Regions from separate parts of the Homo sapiens genome. Here region 2 is linked to region 1. A link is a loop called in an ENCODE intact Hi-C map of the cell type or tissue named here. Cell type or tissue: dorsolateral prefrontal cortex. All regions are shown on one strand. Each heading gives the region's core, and the rest is flanking DNA. Links, peaks and the distances in the headings are about the cores only. Region 1 overlaps C2orf92 (chromosome 2 open reading frame 92). Region 2 has its middle 30 kb from the start of GPAT2.

Region 1 (12,116 bases), core at 97-8,096:
GTCCTCTTGGGAAGGAACTGGCTGTTTGGGGAAATGCATTCATATGCATTCATCTGCTATTTGGCGATAAGATGGGATGATTTTGGGGGGTGGAGATGAGACACTGAGGATACGGGCTGGCATGCAACAAAGCAGCCAGAAAGAAAGTTCCACAGACAATTTGTAGGAGGTAAAGAGAAGAACAGAGGAGAGCTCAGATGGGTAGGAGGAAGCAGGGGCACTAGAGGAGGTTGAGAAATCCTACTGCAAAGGATTTTAAGAACAATGGAGGCGAACACTCTGCAGCTTTTCACAGGGCAGTGATATAACCTCTTCTCTGCTTCCCCTCCTCTGCCCCCTGGCCTCAGAAAGTTGTACTGCATACACAATCTGCCTCGTGTGTGTAGGTTTGGGAGATTTCATGTCTGCACCAGCACGAGGCAAACACAAGGCCACAGATGATCCTGAGCTCCTGAGCCCCTCTGAGGACTTACAGAAATTGTGAGAGTGGACGGAATACCACTGAGCACAGGCTGGGGAAAACGCGGCAGTCTTAGCTAGATCTCAAAGGAAGGAGATCTCAGCCGACATTAGTGTCTCCTAGAGCTTCTGTCACCCCATTTATAATGTGACCAAAAAAGAAAAAGACATCAGGGAAATCAGGCATGGAGGTATGATCCCAGGTATCGGCTGGTTTCGTGTGGAGAGCTGCCCAGGGCAGCCGGTTATGTAGACAGCAGAGTGCTGAGCAAGGGTCTTCTTGGGTGATGGGGAGAAAACAGGGCATGTCCAGCCTCCTACCTTCAGCTATGCTATGCCAAGAGGCAGCGTATCCAGCAGCTCTAAGGCTCTGCTAGAATAATTCAGCATTTAATTTCTAAGCATTAGGAAGTGACAACCAGGTATAATTTTGACAGGGAGTGGCAGTGTGGAGGGGTGTACTGCACTTGGTACCAGCATGGGTGAGCTTCTGCCCACTCTAAACAGGTCTGGGCTCAGGGATGAGCGAGGGTGAAGCCCTGGCTGTATAGAAACAATATAAAAGTAGCATCTTTTTGGAAGAGTGGTGAAATTCCCGGAGTTGGGTTTTTATTTATTTATTTATTTTTTTAGATTGAGTCTCGCTCTTGTTGCCCAGGCTGGAGTGCAATGGTGCAATCTCAGCTCACTGCAGCCTCCCCCTACTGGGTTCAAGTGATTCTTGAACTGCCTCAGCCTCCCGAGTAGCTGCGATTACAGGCACCCGCCACCATGCCCAGCTAATTTTTTCTTTTGTATTTTTAGTAGAGACGGGGTTTTACCATGTTGGCCAGGGTAGTCTCTAACTCCTGGCCTCAGGTGATCCGCCCACCTTGACCTCCTAAAGTGCTGGGATTACAGGCGTGAGCCACCGTGCCCGGCCTCTGGAGTTGGTTTAATTCATAAATTTTAACTGCAGGTTGTATTCACTGCAGATTTAATTCACTTTAGCGGGTGAATTAAAGATGTCAGTTAAAATACCATGAAAGGCAAAAGACACATTCAGAAGTTGTCCGTATTTAAGCATCATACTTAGTTTATAGGCCATATAGATTCCCACCTGGTTTAGCTGCTCCTTGAAGTGTTTCTTTATCTATAGTAGTTAACTGCTCTCTTAAATCCCTGTCGAACAGACAGGATTCTTTAAAATTCTTCTCCTCTGAAAGGTGATCTACAAAAGATAAAATGTGTTCATCTACAAACAACCATGGCATGTGATTAGTTCAGCGTTTATGATAAAAGTAGCTTCTTCTAGACTCAAAGTGAGGAGTTAGGGAGGACTTGGGGGAAAAGTCTAAATGTCCTACAGAACCTCAGTGTTTTGGTGTTTTATTGTTTTTGTTTACTTTTTAAAAAATCTAACAAATTCCTGGGCAACCCACCCATAGCTGAGGCAGCATTTCTTACACTCGAGCGTGCATCTGAATCACACTGGGAGGGCTTATGAAAACACAGATTCCTAAGCCCCACCCCAGAGTTTCTGATTCCATAGGTCTGGGGTAGGCCTGGGAATGCGTATGTCTCACAGATCCTGAAAGACGCTGCTTCTGTGGGTAGAGGACCACACTTAGAGAACCTCTCTAAGCCCCAGCCTACTTCTCCACTTGCATAAAATAGAGATAATGAGACCTACTTCACAGATTGTACAATGTTCATGAAAATAATTTTTAAAACACGAAGTACTATAAAAATTTTCTTGAGTTGCGAGGACAAGATAGGAAAATTAACCACACTGAAATATTCAGGTATCAGTAGAGGGATTGCAGAATAGTTTAATAGAAAGAAGACAGTCGAAAATGAGAAATATTTGCATCCTAGCTCTGCCCTTTGGTGCCTGACTCGTTTGCATATGGGACCTGTCAAAGGGCCTGAGTTTAGCTTGGAGAAAATCGGGAGGCCAGCATGGCCTGCCTATCTTTGCCAGATGCAGGATGGCCTGGGAAGAGGCTGAGAGATGTTTTGAGAAGCTCTGGGGAACAAACTAGAACCAATGGGTAGGCGCTCCAGGGAAATCTGTTTGGACTGTTTAGCATTTAGAAGGTGAGCTATCAAAGAGGGAATGGGAAAGGATGAGAAGTAATGAATCTCACACCCCGGAAGACTTCAAAGCAGGCTGGAGCCCCCAGCTCCAGATGGGAGACCTCCAAGAGCTGGAAGTGGGGGCGGGGCAGCTTTGGATGGGTTTGGTAAATCTTCCTTGGCCTTGTTCACAGAGAGATAGAGAACTGTCACAATAAGAGTTTGCGACCAGCCTGGGCAACATAGCAAGACTTCATCTCTACTAAAAATAAAAAAAAAAAAATTAGCCAGGCATGGTGGCGCACACCTATAGTCCCAGCTACTAGAAAGGCTGAGGTAGGCAGATGGCTTGAACTCAGGAGATCAAGGCTGCAGAGAGCTATAATCACACCTCTGCACTCCAGCCCAGGTAACAGAGCGAGACCCTGTCTCAAAAGAATAATAAAATTAAACAATAAAATAAAATAACAGAAAATTATCACAATATGATTAAGACCATCATGTGGGTGTCTGATAACAGTCTCATGAAGTTCTAGGTATTCCTGGAAAAAAGAGAGAAATTTGTTCCTTATTCAACTTGGCTTAGAAAAGAGAGAAAACTCCCAATTTAATAAGACTGATAATTAACTTGACTTTTGAAATGCAACATGTCAAATCCGACTCAGATTAATAGCCACAGACAGAAAGCCCTGGCGAGCATGGAGTTATCCACCAGGGGGCGCGCTTGGCTTGGTCTTCCACAGAGCTGCAGCAATGGTAGACCTGACACGGGAACACATTTTCACTCTCTTTCTCTACCAGAGGCAAGAGCCACTGCCTATTCTTATCGTCAGTATGGACGTAAGTTTTCATTTACCTAAGGTTCTTTGAAGAATCTGAAGGCGTCTTTTATGTTTGATGGTTTGTGTTTGATCATTTCTTGGATTATTTTTTTGTGGGAAAAAATAAGCACAATTATCAAATTTTTGACCAACACAGTTTCATTTCCAGATTTCTTTCCAACTTTAGAACTACTAACTATGACAGGAGCAGCCACCCATTACAAGAGCAATTCTCCCGTCCTTCCATGGTGTAGGCTCAACCCAAGCTGCCAATCAAGCATGTGCTGGGCTTGGTAAAAACCTTCTTAAAGGAGTGCAGAACCAAGAAACTCTGACTTTGTGCTCAAGAAAAAGTTGAAGTCTTTCATCTTCATGATTCTCTATGTTTTGGAGACTCTAACATTGACGTGAGCCTTTGATTACATGTTAATAGCATGTTATTGCTAGGACTGATGCTATGTTCCATTCAGTGGACCTATGATCATCAGTAGCTACAGCTGCTGTCCACAGACCTGGGCACACCTTTTAAAAGACACTTCACTTCCCAGAATGGTCATTTCCCCACTCCTCCTCCTATCGAGATGTTTTCGACCATTGGTTTTTTTGTTTTTTGTTTTTTGTTTTTGAGACGGAGTCTCTGTCCCCCAGGCTGGAGTGTAGTGGCCCCATCTCGGCTCACCGCAACCTCCACCTCCTGGGTTCAAGCAATTTTCCTGCCTCAGCCTCCCAAGTAGCTGGGATTACAGGGATACGCCAGCACACCCAGCTAATATTTGTATTTTTAGTAGAGATGAGGTTTCACCATGTTGGCCAGGCTAATCTCGAACTCCTGACCTCAGGTGATCCACCTGCCTCGGCCTCCCAAGTGCTGGGATTACAGGCGTGAGCCACCACACCCAGCCTTTTTTTCTTTTTTTTTTGAATGGTCACTACTGCCAAGGAGGAGGTGCAGACAGTGTGGTCTGGAATTTACTGTCCCTGCAGAGTAGCCTGAGAGCAGCTCCCACCCTCTGAAGATGGATCTGATCAGCCCCCTCAGCTGGCAGACGTGAGCTTTGTCACTGCCTACAGTTCTTCTCAGCCCTCTTCTTCCCTCACTCTTCCTACTTGGAAAAACCCTATCAAGGAGATCAGCCTCTTGTTCTCCCAGAACTCCGTGCGATTACAACGTAAGCACTTTTTAAAGACCTTCAATGTTAGCATGTTTATATCTAATAGTTATTTACCGATTAGATTGACTCTCCTAAGAGCTGTGAGCTCTTGGAGGACAAGAATGCCTCACTGAGCTCTCTAGCTTCCAGCACAGTGCTTCCCACTGGGTAGGACAGATCAGTAGTTAGGTCTTGAGTGAGAGAATGAATCTGGAAGAATCTTGACTGCAACCTCATGGGGGACTCTGAGCCAGAACTACCCTGCTAAACCTGTCTTGCTAGGCAAGACTGCCGGGCATGGTGGTGCGTGCCTGTAGTCCCAGCTACTCAGGAGGCTGAGACAGGAGAATTGCTTGAATTTGGGAGGTGGAGGTTGCAATGAGCCAAGATTGCGCCACCGCACTCCAGCCTGGATGACAGAGTGAGATTCCATCTCAAAGAAAAAGAAAAGAAAAGAAAAGAAAAGAAAGAAAATAAAAGAAAAAATGTTGTCCTGGCTTCTCCTGAAGGAAAAATAAAGATTTGAAAGTAAAATTATGTTAAAGCAATTGACTGAAGAAACAGTTTTAGAAATCAAAAGATCAAGCTAGATAGTAGGCTTTCTATTCCTCAAGCATATCATTTAATTTTACTTAAACAATGATTATTCAGGGGTGAAGGTAAATTATTCAGGGGCATTTTTTATTCAAGGGTGAAGATACATTATTCAGGGGCTGAGGTATCTTGGCACTGTAATATACATTCCTGGGCAGACCACACCTAACATTTGCAAAAAACCAGCACAAGAATTTTAATAGGTTAACAAATGGTACTAGGAAAACAGGATATCATATGCGAAAGAATAAAGTTAGAGCCTTATCCAACACCATAAACAAAAATTAACTCACAATGGACCAAAGACCTAAATGTAATACCTAAAACTATAAAAACGTTTAGAGAAAAACATAGAGCAGAAACTTCATGACATTGGATTTGGAAATTATTTCTTGGGTTTGATACCAAAGGCACAGGCCACCAAAGAAAAAACAGACAAATTGGACTGTATGCAAATTTTAAAATTTTGCGCATCAAAAGACAGTGTCAACAGAATAAAAAGGTACCCCACCCAGGATGGGAAAAAACATTTGCAAATTGTTTATCTGATAAGGGAATGATACTCAGACTATAGAGAGAACTCCTGACACCCAACAATATACAAAAATACAAACAACTGATTCAAAAATGGGCAAAGAACTTGAATAGATATTTTTCCAAAGAAGATATACAAATGGCCAATAGTACTTGAAAAGATGCTCAACATCACTAATCATTAGGGAATTGGCGAGGATGTGGAGAAACTGGAACCCTTGTGTGCTGTTGGTAGGAATGCAAATGGTACCGCCATGATGGGAAACAGCATGGCGTTTCCTCAGAAAATTAAAACCAAAATCATATCATCCAGCAATCTCACTTCTGAGTATATACCCAAAATACCTGAAAGCAGGGTCTCAAAGAATTATTTGTACATCCACGTTCATAACAGGATTATTCACAAGGCTAAAATGTGGAAACAACCCAAATATCCATCAAGGGATAAGTAAGTAAACAAAACATGGTAGATACATACAATGGAATATTACTCCGCTTCGAAAAGAAAGGACATTCTGGGCCGGGCATGGTGGTTCACGCCTGTAATCCCAGCACTTTGGGAGGCCGAGGCGGGCGGATCATGAGGTCAGGAGATCGAGACCATCCTGGCTAACACAGTGAAACCCCATCTCTATTAAAAATACAAAAAAAAAAAAAAAAAATTAGCCGGGCGTGGTGGCGGGTGCCTGTAGTCCCTGTAGTCCCAGCTACTGGGGAGACTGAGACAGGAGAATGGCATGAACCCAGGAGGAGGAGGTTGCAGTGAGCCAAGATCGCGCCACTGCAGCCTGGGCGATAGAGTGAGGCTCTGTCTCAAAAAAAAAAAAAAGAAAGAAAGAAAGAAAGGACATTTTGAAATATGCCACAACATGGATGAACCTTGAGGACATTATGCAAAATGAAATGTCAGTAACAAAATACTGTATGATTGCACTTACGTGAGATATTTATAGTCAAAATCATACAGAAAGTAGAACGGTGGTTGCCAGGGGATGCTGAGATGGAGGAATGGATGGTTATTATTTAATGAGTATAGAGTTTTGGTTTTATAAGATGAAAAGAGTTCTGGAGATGAATGCTGGTGATGGTTGCACAACATTATGAATGTATTTAATACCACTGAACTGTGCCCTTAAAAATGGTTAAGATGGTAAACTTCATATTATGTGTATTGTATAATAATTTTTAAAAATTGAAAAAGAATACAAATGGAGAAACACCTATCATATGTATCAATAATTAAAAGTTATAAATCATGGCTCAGTCTACATATCTATACAAAGACCTGCTGCTTTCTTGGTGGCTAAAGGAACCCCAAGGCTCCTTCCAATCCCCTGCCACTCTGAGTGACAGCACAGATGTGCTGAAGCAGAGAAAAAGCTGGGCCCAGGCCCAAGATTCCTGAGCAGTGACTGGACTCTCCAAGCCTCACTATGACCAAGTAGAATTTATTCTAGGAATGTAAGGTTGGTTTGATATTAGGAAATTCATTATTATCATATATATAATCTTAATAGACTTAAGGAAAAGAATCATATGATTAGTTCCAAAAATTCAGCACCCATTCTTGATTTTTTAAATATGTAATAACAAATGTTAACAAGGATGTGAAGAAATGGGAACTCTTGCACATATTGGTGGGATTGTAAAACAGTGTAGCTGCTATGGAAACAATATGGAGGTTCCTCAAAAAATTAAAGATAGATTTACCATATGACCCCACAATCCCACTTCTGGATACATATCCTAAAGAATTGAAAACAGGATCTTGGAGATATTTGCATACCTATATTCATTGCAGCATTATTTACAATAGCCAAGATGTGAGAGCAACCCAAGTGTCCAACAACAGATAAATGGATAAAGAAAAGATGGTATATATATACAATAGAATATTATTCAGCCTTAAAAAGAAAGGAAATTCTGTCATATGCTACAACATGCATTAACCTTGAGAACATTATACTACATGAACTAAACCAACCACAAAAAGACAAATACTGTATGATTCAACTTACATGAGATATCTAAAGTAACACAACTCACAGAAACAGAAAAAAATACCCAAAAAGTATCTTTTGGACAGATATATTCTCATTCTCAGTATAAATATATGTATGCATACATATTTACATGTATGTGTGTAGATGGAAGGCTAGATATACAGATAATCTCTCATTCATATTAGTCCTATAACCAGACTCTTAATCAGGAAACTCAAGAGGCATTTCTCCAAGAGCAAGAACAAAGCAGGATGCCCACTGTATCTCCAGCAACCATTCAAGATTATCCTAGAGGTATTAGCAATGCAATTAAACATGATAAATAAATCAGGTAGAGGCATAACAATAGGTAAAGATGTAAAACTGGCTGGGCATGGTGGCTCATGCCTGTAATCCCAGCACTTTGGGAGGCCAAGGCGGGCAGATCACCTGAGGTCAGGAGTTGGAGGCCAGCCTGGCCAACATGGTGAAACCCTGTCTCTAATAAAAATTCAAAAATTAACTGGGCATGGTGGCATGTGCTTGTAGTCCCAGCTACTTGGGAGGCTGAGGCAGGAGGATCACTTGAACCTGGGAGGAGGAGGTTGCAGTGAGCTGAGATCATGCCACTGCACTCCAGCCTGGGCAACAGTGTGAGACTCCATCTCAAAAAAAAAAAAAAAAAAAAGAAGTAAAACTATCTCTATAACAGTATACGTAGAATTGAACAAGGCAATAGGACATAAAATTAATATATAAAAATCAAGCCTTCCTATACCCAAACATTAAGTAGGTAGAGAGTATAATGATAGAGAAACCCCCTCTCTTACAATAGCAACACAGAAAATTAAGTGACTTAGGAATAAACTTAAGAAGATACATGTAAAAATCTATGTAAGGAAAACTTTAACACACAGTGAAAATAAACTTGAAGAACTGGAAAGGCATTCCCATTTCTAGCATAGGATGACCTAACATCTGTTTTCCCACAGTGAATATTGTAGTATAAATTTGATGCAATGCCAATCAGAATACCATAGCCTTTTGATGAAGTTAGACAAGTTGATGTTAAAGTTCACATGGAAAAACAAACATGCAAAAATAGCCAGGAAAACAATGAAAAAACAAAAACTGCAAAAGGGGAACTAGTCCGACAAGACATTAAAACACACTATTTTCAGGCGCGGTGGCTCATGCCTGTAATCCCAGCACGGAGTTTCGCTCTTGTTGCCCAGGCTGGAGTGCAGTGGCGCGATCTCAGCTCGCTGCAACCTCTGCCTCCTGGGTTCAAGCGATTCTCCTGCCTCAGCCTCCTGAGTAGCTGGTCTTGAACTCCTGACTACAGGGGAGCTACATCACCCAGCCAGGAATAAGGATTTTTAATAAGCTCTTCCCATTCCCCACCCTGACCTCCGGCTGATGCATGGTGCGGCCCGGGAACTCCTGGCCAGGTTCATAATCCTGCACCCAGGAAAGACCACATATTTACCAGCTTGGACAGTGACCTATTTGGCCTGGTTTTTTTCTTTTAAATCTTTTAAGTCTTTCTAGGGGAGAAATGCTTCATGGATTCTAGCTGCTCATCCTGTCTGTGGAGCCAATCTCCCTCCAGCATGATCAGATAGCTCAGATGAGCCTCTGCTCCTAGCTGGAGGCAGCGCTTTCCCACACTCCTGAGGAGGAGGGGAGAATTCCTCCGGGGCAGCACCTCAGGAATGTGCTCAGCCACTGCCCAGCCCCACCACCCCAGCGGGGGAAGGACCTGCCCAGGTCAGTTTGGGAGGAGGCACCAGGTGTCTGCGGCTAGCTCTCTGTCCCTCCTGGCTGGCATCCGTCTGCCTGCAGAGAATAAACATTCTGATCTGCTCCTCCATGCTGTACATATCACAGAAGCAGACTCGCACAGGGTGGGATTTGGGGAAACCATGGGTATCCTAAACCTTACCATTGATTAGGGAACTCTTCATAATTCAGGGTGAAGCACACACGTTGTACAGCCAAGTACAAGTACTCTCTTGTGGCCAGGTGCGGTGGCTCACACCTGTAATCCCAGCACTTTGGGAGGCCGAGGCAGGCGGATCACGAGGTCAGGAGTTCAAGACCTGCCTGGCCAACATGGTGAAACCCCGTCTCTACTAAAAATACAAAAATTAGCTGGGTGTGGTGGTGTGCGTCTGTAGTCCCAGCTACTTGGGAGGCTGAGGCAGAGAACTGCTTGAACCCAGGAGACAGAGTTTGCAGTGAGCTGAGATGGTGCCACTGTACTCCAGCCTGGGCAACAGAGTGAGACTCTGTCTCAAAAAAAAAAACAAAAAAAAAAAAACAAGTACTCTCTTGTACTCTCTACAAGAGAGTCTGAGCACCATCTGCCAGACCCTCAGCTCTGAACTCAGGTCAGGTAAAAGGAAAAGGAGGGGCCAGGCCCGGTGGCTCACACCTGTCATCCCAGCACTTTGGGAGGCCAAGGCAGGTGGATCACGAGGTCAGGAGATCGAGACCATACTGGCTAACACGGTGAAACCCTGTCTCTACTAAAAAATACAAAAAATTAGCCAGGCGTGGTAGCGGGCCCCCATAGTCACAGCTACTTGGGAGGCTGAGGCAGGAGAATGGCGTGAACCTGGGAGGCAGAGTTTGCAGTGAGCCGAGACTGCACCGCTGTACTCCAGCCTGGGCAACAGAGTGAGACTCCGTCTCAAAAAAAAAAAAGAGGAAAAAGAACAATGACTTACCAACCCCCAATTCCAATTTTATGCATTTGCATTTACCTTTATCAGGAATTTTGTCCACACTGCCAAGGAAATATTCTGGTTTAGGAGAATTCCAAGCAATGCTGGTTCCTTTGATAAGACACATGAATAAAAAACAATAAGAAAAAGGGTATTCATCAGTACACATTTGCAAGCACCTTGGGCCCATATTTTGTATTCCATTTTTTGGTTTTTTTGTGGTTTTTTTTTGTCTTTTGAGACAGAGTCTCGCAGTCACCCAGGCTGGAGTGCAGTGGCAAGATCTCGGCTCACGGCAACCTCCGCCTCCCAGGTCCAAGTGATGCTCATGTCTCAGCCTCCCAAGTAGCTGGGACTACAGGCATGAGCCACCATGGCTGGCTAATTTTTTTGTATTTTTAGTAGAGACAGGGTTTCGCCATGTTGGTCAGGCTGGTCTCGAACTCCTGACCTCAAGTGATCTGCCCACCTCGGCCTCCCAAAGTGCTGGGATTACAGGTGTGAGCCACCGCGCCTGGCTTGTTTTCCATTTTTAAGTTGAAATGCTAATATAGAACTCAACTTGTGTGAGCAAAATGTGTGTTTGAAAGTGAATGCCTTGATGTAGACAGTGGTGCCGCCTCACTGCCGATTGCAGAGGTGCCCAGGCAGTTGTCCTGGGCTACCCTCAGGGAAACTACCCTCAGGAATTGGGGTGCAAACATCTGTCTGCAGAATACCAACACAGTGCCCATTCCCCCTCCCTGCCTGGGGCACTTGTACCCACGGCTGGCAGATTTCCAATACACTATTCTATCCTTATTACTGTGAGCAAATACCTATCTTAATTCCCAAAGTGCTAAATTTTTCCCATAATATGAAGCTGCTTTGGGGAAACAGTGTGTTCTTCACATGTGTCATTTCTATGGGTGTGCTTAAGGTAAGTCATTTTTTGGTCTTGTTTTATCATCCACTGAATGGGGTATTAATGACTGCACTAATTCTCTCAAACCACGTTGTGCACTTAGAAGGATTCGTGTGTTGGGTTGAAAGTTAGGATGCTGCTGGGGGCTCCTGTTGTCGGGAGTGGGGAACCCCACTTGCAGATCAGGTTTCTGTCCTCTGAATGCCTCCAGGGTGGCAGAACCTGCCTAACACTGCACATCAAGGATCACCCCAAAATACAGGGATATTCACACTTTGGAGCACAGATTCCATAGTGAGTGGAAGGTTATAGAGAGGATTTCAGACAGTTGTTTCCTTCATATCTCAATTTGGCTTTGCCCCACCAGTAGTTGGTTTAAAGACTGCTAGTATGATAGTATAGCACATTTAAGACAACACATAGGCCTATAGAAATGTGTGCACTTATTATGTTAATGACATACACTTGCCTTTTCTCATGTCTGTCTTTGTAATGGATCTGACTGCTGTTGCTTCGTTAAATGATGGGTCATACGGAAACTTTGGAAACACCTGCAGTAGAATTTCATCTCCAGTGGAGCAAACAAAGGCATGTTAATACAGCAACGCAGGATTGATATATTTTGCTCTCTAAGTACCTAAAGCAGTCTATGAATACAGTGAATACATGACGCAAACGCCACAGATATGGGACGTTATTCCCTAAAATGCCTTGTCTTGGGAAGGAAAACTCCAATTACCTAAATCATTTCCGGAAAATTGTGATGTCTGAGACATCCTGGGCAGTAAACACTGCCCGCTAAAGATATATGGCCCCAGATCTCCTGATACTTAGTGCCCTAATAACTCTTCTGGTTTCTGTTGTCATTCTGATGCACCTTTGAG
Region 2 (12,116 bases), core at 2,796-10,795, 1.6 Mb after region 1:
AGGAGAGACAGACAGAGAGGGGCTCTGGGCAGCCAGTAGCACTGAACTCTCAGGGTCGAGGTCTGGGGCAATATCCGGGCTCCACTTTCATTCCGTAATGGCAACATAATAGAGTGCAGAGTGCTGGCTAAAGAGTGGGTAGCTTCCCTGGTTCAAGGCCAGCCTCTGGCAGCTGCCACTTTTTTTCAGTTGAGCAGTGGCCAACCTGCACAACAGGCCCCTTACCACATGCCAACACTGGGTACAGCCTGTGTGGAGGGGTCTTGGGAACCCGAATGTTGAATGCACCCCTTTGCTCTGTCTCTCGCTGGGGAACCCTCACTGGGCTGTCTTGGTTTGTGCTCCGTTCACTGGGCCAGCTCCTCCCTATGCCCCCAGCCCAGCCTTGGCACTGCATCTGGAACTCAGATGGGGGATGATCGCAGCTTTCAGGAAACTGCCCAGTGACAGGACTGGGCATCGTGCAGGGGGTGACTCATGTTCTAGTCTGTAGTTTTGACAGAATGCTTCTAAAAGTTTCCTGAGAAAAGGTGCAATAGAAGAAAGGATGTCTGCAAATGTCTTTAATGCATCCCCACATTTAGCCGAATGAGTGGCTGCCGTATTCAACGACGTCTGAGCTGCAGACAGCTGTCTCCAGAGGGGCTGGTGGGTTGACCCCTTTGGCTTCCAGTTGCTAGGCAGCTCCCCTGACTTCGTGGATACCCCCCTCTCCCCCACTCACCACCTCTGCTGCAACATCCTGTCACTCAGGAACTCCAACAATCCAACCCCATCTCTACTAAAAACAAAAAATTAGCTGGGTGTGGTGGCAGACGCCTGTAATCCCAGCTGCTTGGGAGGCTGAGTCAGCAGAATTGCCTGAACCTTGGAGGTGGAGGTTGCAGTGAGGTGAGATCGCGCCACTGCACTCTGGCCTGGGCAACAGCCTAAAACTCTATCTCAAAAAAGAAACTCCAGCAATCCTCACAAACAAACAAGATAACAGGCAAAGAACATGCTAACAAACGGCAGCTTTGATGACCAGGAAAGCGCATGGAGCTCCCATTCCAGGAATGTATTTTAACTGGACGTGCCTCCTTGGGAAAAAAAGAACAAAAAAGAAACTCCTAGTAAGAAAAAAAGCCCCGCCCTGCTTCTGACAGACTCAGCTCTGGCAGCAGCTGCTCCTGTTTGGAAAGACCTACATCCCAGGAATATAAATTTTTTATTGTGATTTTATTTTATTTGTTGATGCAGAGGGTTTTTATTTTATCTTTTGAACCAGTAGCAGCAGCGGGAGAGGGAGAAATGGGGGAGCTGCAAAGCTGGCTGGGGGTGTTCTCCCTCCTCTGCTGGGGGTGGAGATGACACCTGAGCCCCCTTCGCTGGGCTTGCTGGCCACACAGGCTCCTGTCTCTGCCATGGTGTGGGGACTTGTGGTATTGGGAGGGAAAGAAGAAGTAAAGAGGGGGTGGGGGCAGAGGGGCAGGGGTGTCCAGGGGTGTTTGGCCCAGAGCAAACCCCTGGTGCTCCCACATTCCGGGTCCGGGTCATCTGCTAGGACAGGCACAGTGGGAGGGGTGTGCCCCCTGCCCATCCTTGGGGAGGTTCGAATGGACTAGATCCAGTCCAACCCCCCAGCTGCAGTGGAGGAAGCAGAGGCCAAGTCCCTGCGGAAGCTGCCCAGGACCCGCTGAGTGGCGACCTCGGGGGCAGTCACCCTACATGCACCCAGGACTGAGGGTATGCGCGCTTCTCCTGTGCTGCCTGGGAAATAACAGGAAAGACCACGGGCGTCCACCCCCAGGGAAAAGGGTGAAGAAAGTGCGGGGCCCTGGCTGGGTCTCTCTGGGTGTGCAAGGAGAAGCCGAGGCGTCACAGGAACCCAGGAGGTGGGGAGGATGCAGAGCAGGACCTATTATTCCTATCATTAAGTATCGATTCTTATTTATGAGAAAACAACAATTATCTGGTGCCTGAATATGATTATGAATTTTAAAAGATCCAGAGGAGTACCCGAGAAATTGTTCATGATTATTAGGGAAAGGGAAACATTTTATCTTAGACATTAGGTATGGCTTGAAGTGTATTTTTTTGGAGGGTGACATGTATTATTTTTATTAAATGGTAGTAGCTGAAGTGGTTACCTCTAGAAACAGAAATTTGTTTTGTGGGAGGGTTAGGTGGTTAAGAGACATATTAACACTGCCTGTAATACTTCAGGGTTTTTTTTCTAACAAAAAGAGATGTTCTTGTACAATTAAAAAAAATCTCTAAACTGCAATAATAAAGAAAAACAAAGCAACTCCTGGCTGCAGCCTGTGGCCTTTTTTCCCCTGCACACCCTGCCTGGGAACTCAGGTCTTAGGAAGGCAAGCCCCTGCCTGCAGCTTGCCTTCCTAAAAGGCCTCACTGACTTCTCAGCATCTGTGTGCTGTGGCCAGGGTAGCTCGGCACCTGGATCCCAGCTCCATGGGGCTCCAGGAAGGCTCAGAGGGCACAGCACTTACTCAATCCTGCTGTCCGCTCTCAGAGGAGCAGGGTGGGAGCCCAGGAGCCTGGCCCAGCTCCCCAGCAATCCATGATGCTCCTGGCACCGCTCCCGGCCCCCGAGACAGACAAAGCACCATCCTATTCTCCAAAGTCCTCTAATCCCTGGTCGTTGTTTGCTTTCCAAAGGAGCCCTGGTTGACCCTGAGCCAGCAGTCCACACCTTTGCCCAGGGTGAGCTCTGACTCAGCTCTCTTGCTCCTTCCCCCTCACCCATGGCCCCTCTGGTTCCTGAGGCTGAGGGACATGGGCTTGTGGGGGGAGGGTTCTTGAGGGAGGCGTCCCAGGCCCATTCCCGGTGCCAAGCTCCCCTCCGTCTCCCCCCATTCCCCCATCCCCTCTGCTCCTCAGTGGCTGGCAGGTGGCATTGTTCAGCACCTGACAGCTCCCCCCACTCCCACAGCTCCTGCCTCCTGCACTGTTTTGTCAATTTGGACAGCTGTCATGCCAGCTCTGAAACACACCCAGTGTTTCCTACCCAATTCTGGAGGCCCCACTCTGCTCCAAGCAGCCTGGTGACCTTGGATGTCCTTTTTCCTGTCTGGGCCAGGGATCCCACCTGGGTTGAAGAGAGCAGGGACAGTGTGGTGCAGCAGGAGCCTATTCCCATACTGTGTCCTCACTGAGAGCTTGTTTCTCCTGGGACATGAGAGATGCACCACCTTCCTGCCCAGCTGGGCAAGAACATCAGGAGAGCCAAGGGTTACAGGAGGCCTGGAGGAAGCAGTATTTTCAGTAATGCAATATGCAGCATTGACCAGCACCTGCAGCATACCAGGTGCAATGCTAGGGGATAACAGATCATGGAGAAAGAGCTGCAGCACCCAAGAGCTCACAGTGCAGCAGACTGGCCAGCAGACAAGTGGCTGGAGAATGATGTGAGAAATTCCACAGTGAAGACATTTGAAGGCAGCAAGACAGGGCTTTGAGTTCTGCCTAGGGGAGCTCAGAAGCCTTTGCAGAGGTGGGGAAATTTGAGTTGGGCTTTGAAGGATGACTAGGAGTTCACCAATTTGAGGACACTAGAGGGGCCTGGCAGTTAGCAGCCAAAGCAAAGAGAAAGCAACACACGGTTCACCCAGAGAGGCATCAAAGAGCAGTGGTGGAAAATGAGGCTGGAAAGACTCCCCAGACAGTGCTGAGCCTTTGTATTTGTGAGGGTGCTTTTGGCTGTCAGTAAACAAATTGTCCAATAAAGTGTATAAACATGCATCATGTCTTACCGTGTGATATAGTTTGGATGGTCCCTCCAAATCTCATGTTGAGATGTAATCCTCATGACTGCCAGAGCCTTGAATGTGAAGACACTTAGGCCACAGTGGGAGGGAGAACCATTAGGGCTCAGAGCCCAGGGTGTCTGGTTGAGAAGGAGGCACTGATGTCCTTGGTTGCTCCCAGCACCTCCCTTTGAGTCCTCACTCTGTTCCTAGGAAGCAGCAGCAGAGCTGTGTCTGAGCTGCAGCCCTTGAGGTTCAGGCTGAGGATGGATCAGCGATGCAGGCAGCAGGGCCAGAGCAACAGCCTCATGGATTCTGGCCTTTCCTGAGTACCCAGGGAGAGGCCCCTGCACTGGCAGCACTTTGCAGCAGCCTGGAGGAGTAGAGCTGGCCTTGTGCTCTGTGGAGTGCCAAGCGCAGGCCCTGAGCAGGTGTGCTGCACAGATGACCTCATCGAATCCTCAAAGTGACCACCTCCTAGAGTGGACACTATCACTACACCCACTTCACCGACGAGGCAGCTGAGGCCCCGTGAGGCTCCACACATGGCTGAAAAGTGCAAGCAGAGGGAAGAAAGCAGGACTTCTGCATGCGCCTGCCCCCACCCTATGCTGCCTGGGAGGCTGGGGCTGTGTGGTGGGGGCTCCCTCCACCTCTGAGACCCCTTCCCTTGCCAGCAAGTGCTCTGAGCTTCCCACAGACAGATAGGAGAGAGAAATCAACTTCCATGGTATTCAGCTGCTGTTACTCACAGCCGAAATGGATCCCAATAGACCTGAGCCCCTTACCGTTTGGAGTCCTGTAAGGTATGGCCAAGTGCTGTTACCACACCATCTCCCACAGGACCTGCCAACACCCACAGGATTCCCTGGGCATCCTCATTGAGCAGGTAAGAGGACCGAGGCTGGGCAGTGTTCAGGTGGCCTGCCCGGAGCCAGATGCCATGGGGTGGTTCAGCCATGGGGCTCTCTGCCCTCATTCAGCCTGTCTCCTTAAATGCTTGAGTGGCAGCATTTGTAAACTGCTTATTTCTGAGTTCTCTGCAGACATGCTGAAGCAGAATCTCTAGTGACAGGCCCAAGAACATGCATTTTTCTGCAGTCCTGAGTGAGGCTGAAGAGCAGAGCTTGCCTGAGGCAGAGAGGAGAAGTGAGCTTTCCAAGGCCACGCAGCCAGCTAGGGGCAGAGCTGAGGTCAGAGACTAGATCAGACCAGATCCCAGGCCATGTTGGCTGGAGCTGAAGTGGGCATTGACTCCTGGGGCCCCCAGATCTAGAGGTGGAGGGGCGTAAAGGCCTAGGGGCGGTGGCTGGGCTTGGAGGGCTGCCAGGTTGCTGTGTTCCAGGCCAGAGCCTGCTCATCCCACCCTGGGGCAGGGATTGCAAGGCCAGCAGAGCACTTGCTGCTCCTCTGGGCAGCTGGGACAGCTTTGCCACACAGCACACACTCTTCCTCCTGCTGGGAATATCCAGACCCCACTCAGGCAGGTTCTTGCTCCTCAGAGGCTCCCAGTCTCAGCTCCTGACTCTGGCCACTGGATCCACCCCTGGGCTCTAGGCTTCTGCTGCTGCTCCCAGGGACTGCCAGCACAGAAAGCTCTTAGTAGTTAGTGCAGAAAACACTAATCTGGGCGAAGAATACCCAGGCCGGACACCTGGCCCTGCTCTTACCCTGCCAGGTGGCCTTGGGCAAGTCATGCCATTCCCTGGACCTGAGGCCTAACCTCTGGATGGCCTGGGATTCGGCCTGGGTCATCCAGACTTGAAGATGATGGCTGGTGGGCTCTACTTCCCTTCTCCAGGTGAAGAATCTATTCATTCATTCAGTCATTTGACATTCAACAAATATGTATTCAACACTGACTTTGTGCCAGCTTTTAGGCACTAGGATACCACAGGGAACAAACCTAGCAGTAATCCTTCCCCCTTTAAAGCTGATGTTCCAGGAGACCCATGTGCACAGGGTGACATCACTAAGCATTCTGAGATTAGATGGATGGATGTGTGGATGGATGAAGAGATGAATGAATAGATGGATGGATGGATGTGTGGATGGTTGAACAGATGAATGGATAGATGGATGGATGGATGGATGGATGGATGGATGAATGGATGGATAGATGGGTGGATGGATGGATGGATAGATGGGTGGATGGATGGATGGATAGATGTTTGGATGGATGGATAGATGGACAGACAGATGAATGAATGGATGGATGGATGGTAGATGGATGGATGGATGGTAGATGGATAGATAGATGGATAGATGAATGAATGGATGGAGGAATGGACAGATAGGTGGGTGGATGCATAGATGGGTAGACAGATGAATGGATGGATGGATGAATGAATGGATGGTAGATGGATAGATGGATGGACAGATGAATGAATGGATGGAGGAATGGATAGATAGGTGGGTGGATGCATAGATGGATAGACATATAAATACATGGATGGATGAATGGATGGATGGTAGATGGAAAGATGGATGAATGGATAGACAAATGGACAGGCAGATGAGTGAATGAATGGATCATTGGATGGATGGATAGATAGGTGGATGGACAGATGAATGAATGGATGGAGGAATGAGTAAATGGGTGGATAGATGCATGGATGGATAGACAGAAGAATGGATGGATTGGTGGGTAGATGGATGGATGGATAGATGGACAGACAGGTGAGTGAATGGATGAATGGATGGATGGTAGATGGATAGATGGATGGACAGATGAATGGATGGATGAATGGATGGGTAGATAGGTGGATAGATGGACAGACAGATGAACCAATGGATGGACAGGTAATGAGGAAGGGAAGAAGCCTGGGCCCCTGCTCTCCTCCTGCTCTCCTCCTGCTCTCCTTCCTGTGGCCGCATTTCCATCTCAGGACAGAGCTCACTGGCTGGCTGGGTCTCCTGGATAGAAAGTGAAGGGGGCAGTGGCCTGACTGAGGCAGGGCTTGGGATGACAGTAGTTGGGCTCTGGGGAGACTTTGGTGATGGATGGGCTCGATGTCAGGGAAGGTGGCCGGGGAGGAGGTGGTAGGGGATGGGCTGAGTGTTATGGGCACAGGGGACACAGTTCAACCACGTGAGCCTGCCTCTCTTCTGCCTCTGTCTAGGTGGGAGACTCTCTTTGGGTTTGAAAACCCCAGTCTGAGATGTGCTGTTTCCCTTGTGCCCCACCAGGGCCCAGTGTGTAGCGTTCTGGGGACACCGGGTGTTGCTGAGAACGAATCAGGGAGCCATAGTCAGGGGGCTCAGTGCAGGGCAGGGGTGAAAGGAGCACCGGAAGCAAGCAGGCCTGGGAGTGGGGCATTTATTTACTATTTGTTGGGGCCATCCTGAAGGGGGTGCCCAGCAGGCTGGGGTGGCCTGCCACAGCCCTCAGTCCTCTCAGTAAGTCTGCAGCAAGAACCTGCTGGAAGCTGCAACATTCACAGCTGCAGGATGGGCAATTGGCTCTATGAGTCGGGCTCTGCTTCCATCTACAGGCCTAGATGTGAGGGCAGAGGAGCACTCAGCCTGCCGAAGGTCTGCACAGCTGGCCGGCAGCGGGCAAGATTGGAATTCACTCACCATGCAGCTACTGGGTGCCTGGCTACTGCTGGGAAGCAAGCTGAGGGCAAAGACTGCCCCACAGGGGCAAGATCGGGGCCCACCACAGGAGGTCACCCCCCAGGCATGCAGGGCACAGAGCTGGGGGGAATGAGCTCCCTCCCCATGCACCCCTCCCCAGCTGTCCCTGAGTCACTAGCGCCCTTCCCTTTCACTACCAGGGAGGCTCTGGAGCTGCTTCCTATCCCCCACTGTCCTGTGAGTCACCGCCCCACCCTCCAAGTCCCTCCCACATGGTGTGATCAGCATCCCTGCCTCTGCCCACGAAAGTGATTTCAAAAGGCAGAAGTGACAGGTGGTGGGTGGTTAGGCGGGCAGTGCCTCTCACCTCCCCATCCATCTCTCTTCTGTCAAGTGGGGCAGCAGCAGGGCCAAGAAGACTGAATTCAAAGCATCCTGGAAGGCCTCAGGTTGTCAAGGGCCCCAGGCAGCGCATGAGGCTTTGAGAGGGGCCCCTGCCTTGTGCCTGGGCAGGCTCCTTCCCTGCTCTGCACACTGTGTCTTGAGCAGGCTCTGGAACCCACCTTTCCACTATTAGAATGATAGACGGGCTGGATGTCAGGAAGGTGGAGTGTGTTCCTCCAGGTCACAGCCCTGGGCCTCTATGACAGCCCCTTTGAGATGAAGAGACCTGGGTGAGGAGTCTGCAGCGGGGGCGGTGGGGGCATCTTCAGTGCTCTGGCATGGGTTCATTCCTCAGGATGCTCCTGCAGCCACCCCAAGCTGAGGACAAGGCCCAGATCCACAGTGGCCTGGGAAGTGCTCCCAGCAGAGTGAGCAGAGCTGGGCTTCGGTGCTGTCTGCCCTCTGTCCTGCTGCAAGGCTAATCACCTTCTGGTTCTGGGCCTTGAATCCCTTTTACAGCATGGGGGCTGGATGCTCTTTGAGCTTCCTCCTGGCTTCGATCCTGGAAACTGACACCTACTTGTTTGCAGTTGTGTGACTTGGTCAAATCGTGTAACCTCTTGAGCCTCAATTTCATTCTGTGTGAATGAAACAGTGAAAGCCCTGAAGATTAGATTTTTGATAGAAGAATTGTAACAGCAGTGACCCCATAGCCCTTTACCATTTGCAAGGTGCTTCAGACAAAATATCTCACTGGTCCCTCCCAACAATTCTGCCACAAAAGGTGGTATTACTTTCATGCCCAGCTTACAGTTTGAGGAACGAAGGCCCAGCTATGGGGGCAGGTGCAGAGGTGGGCCTCGCTTCCAGGTCTCAGTCTCTGGATGAAGGGCAAGATCCCTGCAGCTAAGGACGAGGGAGTGGTGGCACAGAATGTCCGGCCTGCTGGTCTTTCTTTCCCAGCCTGGGGCATCTCTGTGAAGGCCGATGAGCGGAGGCCCCTCCCCAGGTGCTGGTGCCAGGCGGCGGGGAGCTGCTTCTGACAGCTGTGCAGAGAATCATCACTTCTCCATCGCTGCTAATAGCATGTTTAGCTTGCTGACTCCTCTGTTTGCCTGGTGCCTCCCACGGACCCAGAGCTTGGAGTTTCTTCATTGCCTGGGGTGGGGCAGGGTGGCAGAGGGGCATCTCTGCTCCCTGGCCCTGGCTGCAGCCAGCAGCTCCACCCAGGGCCCTGAACTTGGGAGGCGACTGCAGTTCCATGCCTTGGCTCCCAGCACCCCAGGGAAGTACATCTGGGCTCTGGAACAGCAGAAATGGCCTCCTGCAAATCTCCTACCCGACACAGGACCAAGTGTGGGAAGGCTCTGGTCCAAGGGGCTTTCTCCAACTCTCTGGACCACAGGGAGCCGGCAGGATGGGGGCCAGTCCACCTTCAGATTACACCTTTACCTCTGACTCAGACCCCTTCACCTCCCAGGCCACCATACGACATCTCCTGCTTGCAGATCTGGCCATGCTGGAGGCAGGATGGATCCCCAGCCCCTCAGTTGTGACCCTTCCTAGCTTGTTAGGTTAGTAGAAAACTCAGCTCATAGTCTCGGGGACTGCTCCTCCCCTGGTTCATGCACAAACTCCAAAGGTTCATGGGATTCCTAAAAGCAGCCTGACAAATTTCCCTCCTGTGGGGAGAAGACCCTGTGGTCTGGCAGGACCCACTGCCCTTGGCCAGGTGCCCCTCGCTTTGATCCTGGGTCTGGCTCCTGCCTTAGGAGACTGCAGACCTCTGTGGGGCCACTCCCTGGTGACCCACCAGCCCAGGAAGGATGGACCCCGCAGTGGACAACACTCGGTTCTGTCCATCTCCCTGCCTTGGGGAAGTACTTGCCTGTGGTTTTAATTTACCTTTGACCCTATGGTGCACTTCTGGAATGTTCCCTCCACGAGGGCGTGGACTTGGTCCTGTTCATGGGGATCTCTCTGGCACCTGGAGCAGCTGTGTAGCCCAGACGGGGTGCTCAGTCATTGACTGCTGCCTGAACAGATATGTGCAAGTTTGTCTTCTCACTGCTGTTAACATTATTGTATGAGTAATTTTACAAGTTTACCATTTTTCTTGTACGTATAATAAATATCCCACCTTATTGACCCACAGTTCCCCCTCCCACAACTTGCAAAGTATTTTGGCTGACTTGACTTGTTTACTATGATAAATAGTGTTGCTATAAACAGCTGTGCACATATAGCTATTTTTCCCTTTGCAATTATGTTTTTGGGAGGAATTCCAAACAGTGGGGTTAGCGGGTCAAAGGGCATGGCGTATTTATGGTCCTGGATGTGCTGGGACTGCCGAATTCTCAGCCCCCAGGCCACCCCTGTTTTCCCTGAGGTCTAGCTCTGGGTGAACACCCACAAAAGTGTCTGTCTGCCTGAGGCTACCCCGGCCTCTGTCTGGCTCCTGCGGTCGTGGAGCAGACCTCACGGTGCAGGAGCTGGAGGTGGCTGTGGGAGTTTGAGGAGGGGCAGGAGGAGGCAGCTGTGGGAGTTGTGGAGATGGCTTCACGGAGCCAGGAGCCCTGTTCCGGGAGGGCAGTAGGACCCCCTCTTCTCCCAGAGCCCTGGCCTTCTCTTGGATGGCTCTCCTCTCCTGGAGCCATCCCGCCCCCTGCAGCTAAGCTTCCACCCCCAGTCTCTGAGAGGGGGCAGTGCCCCCTGTAGGCAGGTGTGTTTGGGAGAAGGGAGGGGACCCAGTGCCTCAGCCTACTCCGGACTTTCTCCTGTGGGCCCTGACGTGGTGTCATGTGGGGGAGAAGTGCCGTGGAAGCTAGCTGCTGAGCAAAAGGTCTTTATCACTGCAGAAAATGTGCCTGAGATTTGCCCGCCTTCTGCCTCCATCCACTGGCTCTGCCCCTCCTCAGCTGCTGGAGCCCCCTTTCCCCACCATTAGCCCCAGACCTGCAGGCCTGGATGGTTGAAGGGGAGGGGTCCACACTGGCCCCTCATGGGATCTTCCGGAACCTGGCTGCTACTGGAGGGCAGGGTATCCAGGGTGGCCCCTCCCTAAGTAAATCTTCCCATCCTGGGAATAGGACAGACCTATTCTCTGTCTGGCGATGCCTGCATTTTATGGGGACCCCAAGGCTTTCCCCTGCCATGGGGTAGTGTCTTGGAGGCGGGGCCTGCTGTCTGTAAGGGCTGGTGAGCCCCGGCCCAAGCAGGGCTAGGCAGTGCCCTGTGGCTCAGGCCTGAGTGGCATGGGCGTAGCCCGTGCTGGGAGGGAGGAATGAGACTCCCTGTGTCCCGAGGCTCTCCCTTGGAGCAGGCTCTCTCTGCTCTCTCTGTACCTCCTGCCCTGTCTTTTCTGGCTGCAGGTCCCTAGTGGCAGGAAGTTCTGGGAAGCAGTGCAGAAAGAGCACTGGACTCGGGCGTTCTCATCCAGTCTCTGTTACCAATGGGCTGTGGGATCCAGCCCCTACCTCAGTCCTCAGCCGGACATTTGCCTGTGGCCTTGTGCAGCGCCTGCGGCCTTGGCAGGGTGGCTGAGGGTGGCTGAAACCCAGGTTGTGGGAGGATCTGGAAGGAGCCTGGCTCCTGTCTCCCCATGTCCATGTCAGCTCTTGGCCTGACACCAGGAGACCCTCAGGGTTGGGGGTGTCACCCCCCCTTCCTGCAGCCTCCGCATCCTCCTCCCATGCCCCACTCTGCTTTTCTGCTGGCTGGTGCAGGAGACAATGGCTGTGGGGCATGTGGGTGCACGTAGGGGGGGTCCTGCGTGGGTTGTGTGATTTTCCCGGACAGGCAGGCGTGAGAGGGAGAGGAAATTATTCTGTCTAAAACCTCAGAGATGAGTCCTTGAGAGCTGGCAGAGTGACTGCTTCCCGTCTGGGTGGGGAGGCAGGAGACAGGGTGGGCCGTTCCCAGGGGCAAGAGCAAGGCAGGGCAGGGCCAGTCCTCAGGGAGAATCCCAAGAAGGCCACAGCAGCACAAAGATAAGCCCTCATATTTCCCACGTGTCACCTGGACAAAGAGCCGTGATGCCCCCCATAACAGCCGGTCCTCACGAGAATCCAGAGAGCTCGCTAGGGAGGCAGACATTATGATAACCCAGTTTACAGATGAGGAAACGGAGGCTCTGGAGGGGTTCATTGACCTGCCTAGGTCACAGAGCCAGCCCGTTAGCGACAGAGCCAGAGCTCGAAACCCAGATCCCGAGGCACATCTTCCTCCAAAATGACCCAGAGAGGTGATGTCTCTGAAAGCAAAGCCAGGGACAGCCACCAAGGCAGACAGGGGCCGCAGTTTTGTTCAGGCAGAAAATGCCAAAGGTGCCACACTCCCACCTCACCCCCACCCGGCCTTCACTCTCAAAAGTGCAACTTTCCTGCTGGAGGAGGGGAAGGGTTG

The links. A loop is a pair of places that touch in the nucleus more often than their neighbours do. Peaks named below come from ENCODE experiments on the same cell type or tissue, not always from the same donor. Only the 100,000 strongest peaks of a DNase experiment are listed, where the experiment ranks them.
Region 2: a loop joins it to region 1, with 37 times the contacts of the local background. A loop is called at or near these places in 12 of 110 quality-filtered maps.

Annotation. Positions count from the first base shown.
Region 1 is chr2:97,688,579-97,700,694 of GRCh38, reverse strand. It overlaps C2orf92 (chromosome 2 open reading frame 92), which reads right to left. Exons shown (of 8, transcript NM_001351368.2): 4 at 11,702-11,800; 5 at 10,368-10,439; 6 at 1,559-1,669. Among named protein-coding and RNA genes, the nearest start is that of ZAP70, 19 kb to the left of the region's middle. RefSeq lists enhancers at 9,202-10,001, 11,537-12,116. In dorsolateral prefrontal cortex, for the core only: CTCF peaks have their summits at 369, 3,026 and 3,226 (motif pointing right); DNase peaks (open chromatin) are centred at 364 and 3,244; H3K4me3 peaks cover 336 bases; H3K27ac peaks cover 411 bases.
Region 2 is chr2:96,058,742-96,070,857 of GRCh38, reverse strand. No RefSeq gene overlaps it. Among named protein-coding and RNA genes, the nearest start is that of GPAT2, 30 kb to the right of the region's middle. RefSeq lists an enhancer at 10,689-11,599. In dorsolateral prefrontal cortex, for the core only: CTCF peaks have their summits at 7,053 (motif pointing right) and 7,259 (motif pointing left); DNase peaks (open chromatin) are centred at 5,067, 7,247, 7,637, 8,737 and 2 weaker places; H3K27ac peaks cover 3,024 bases.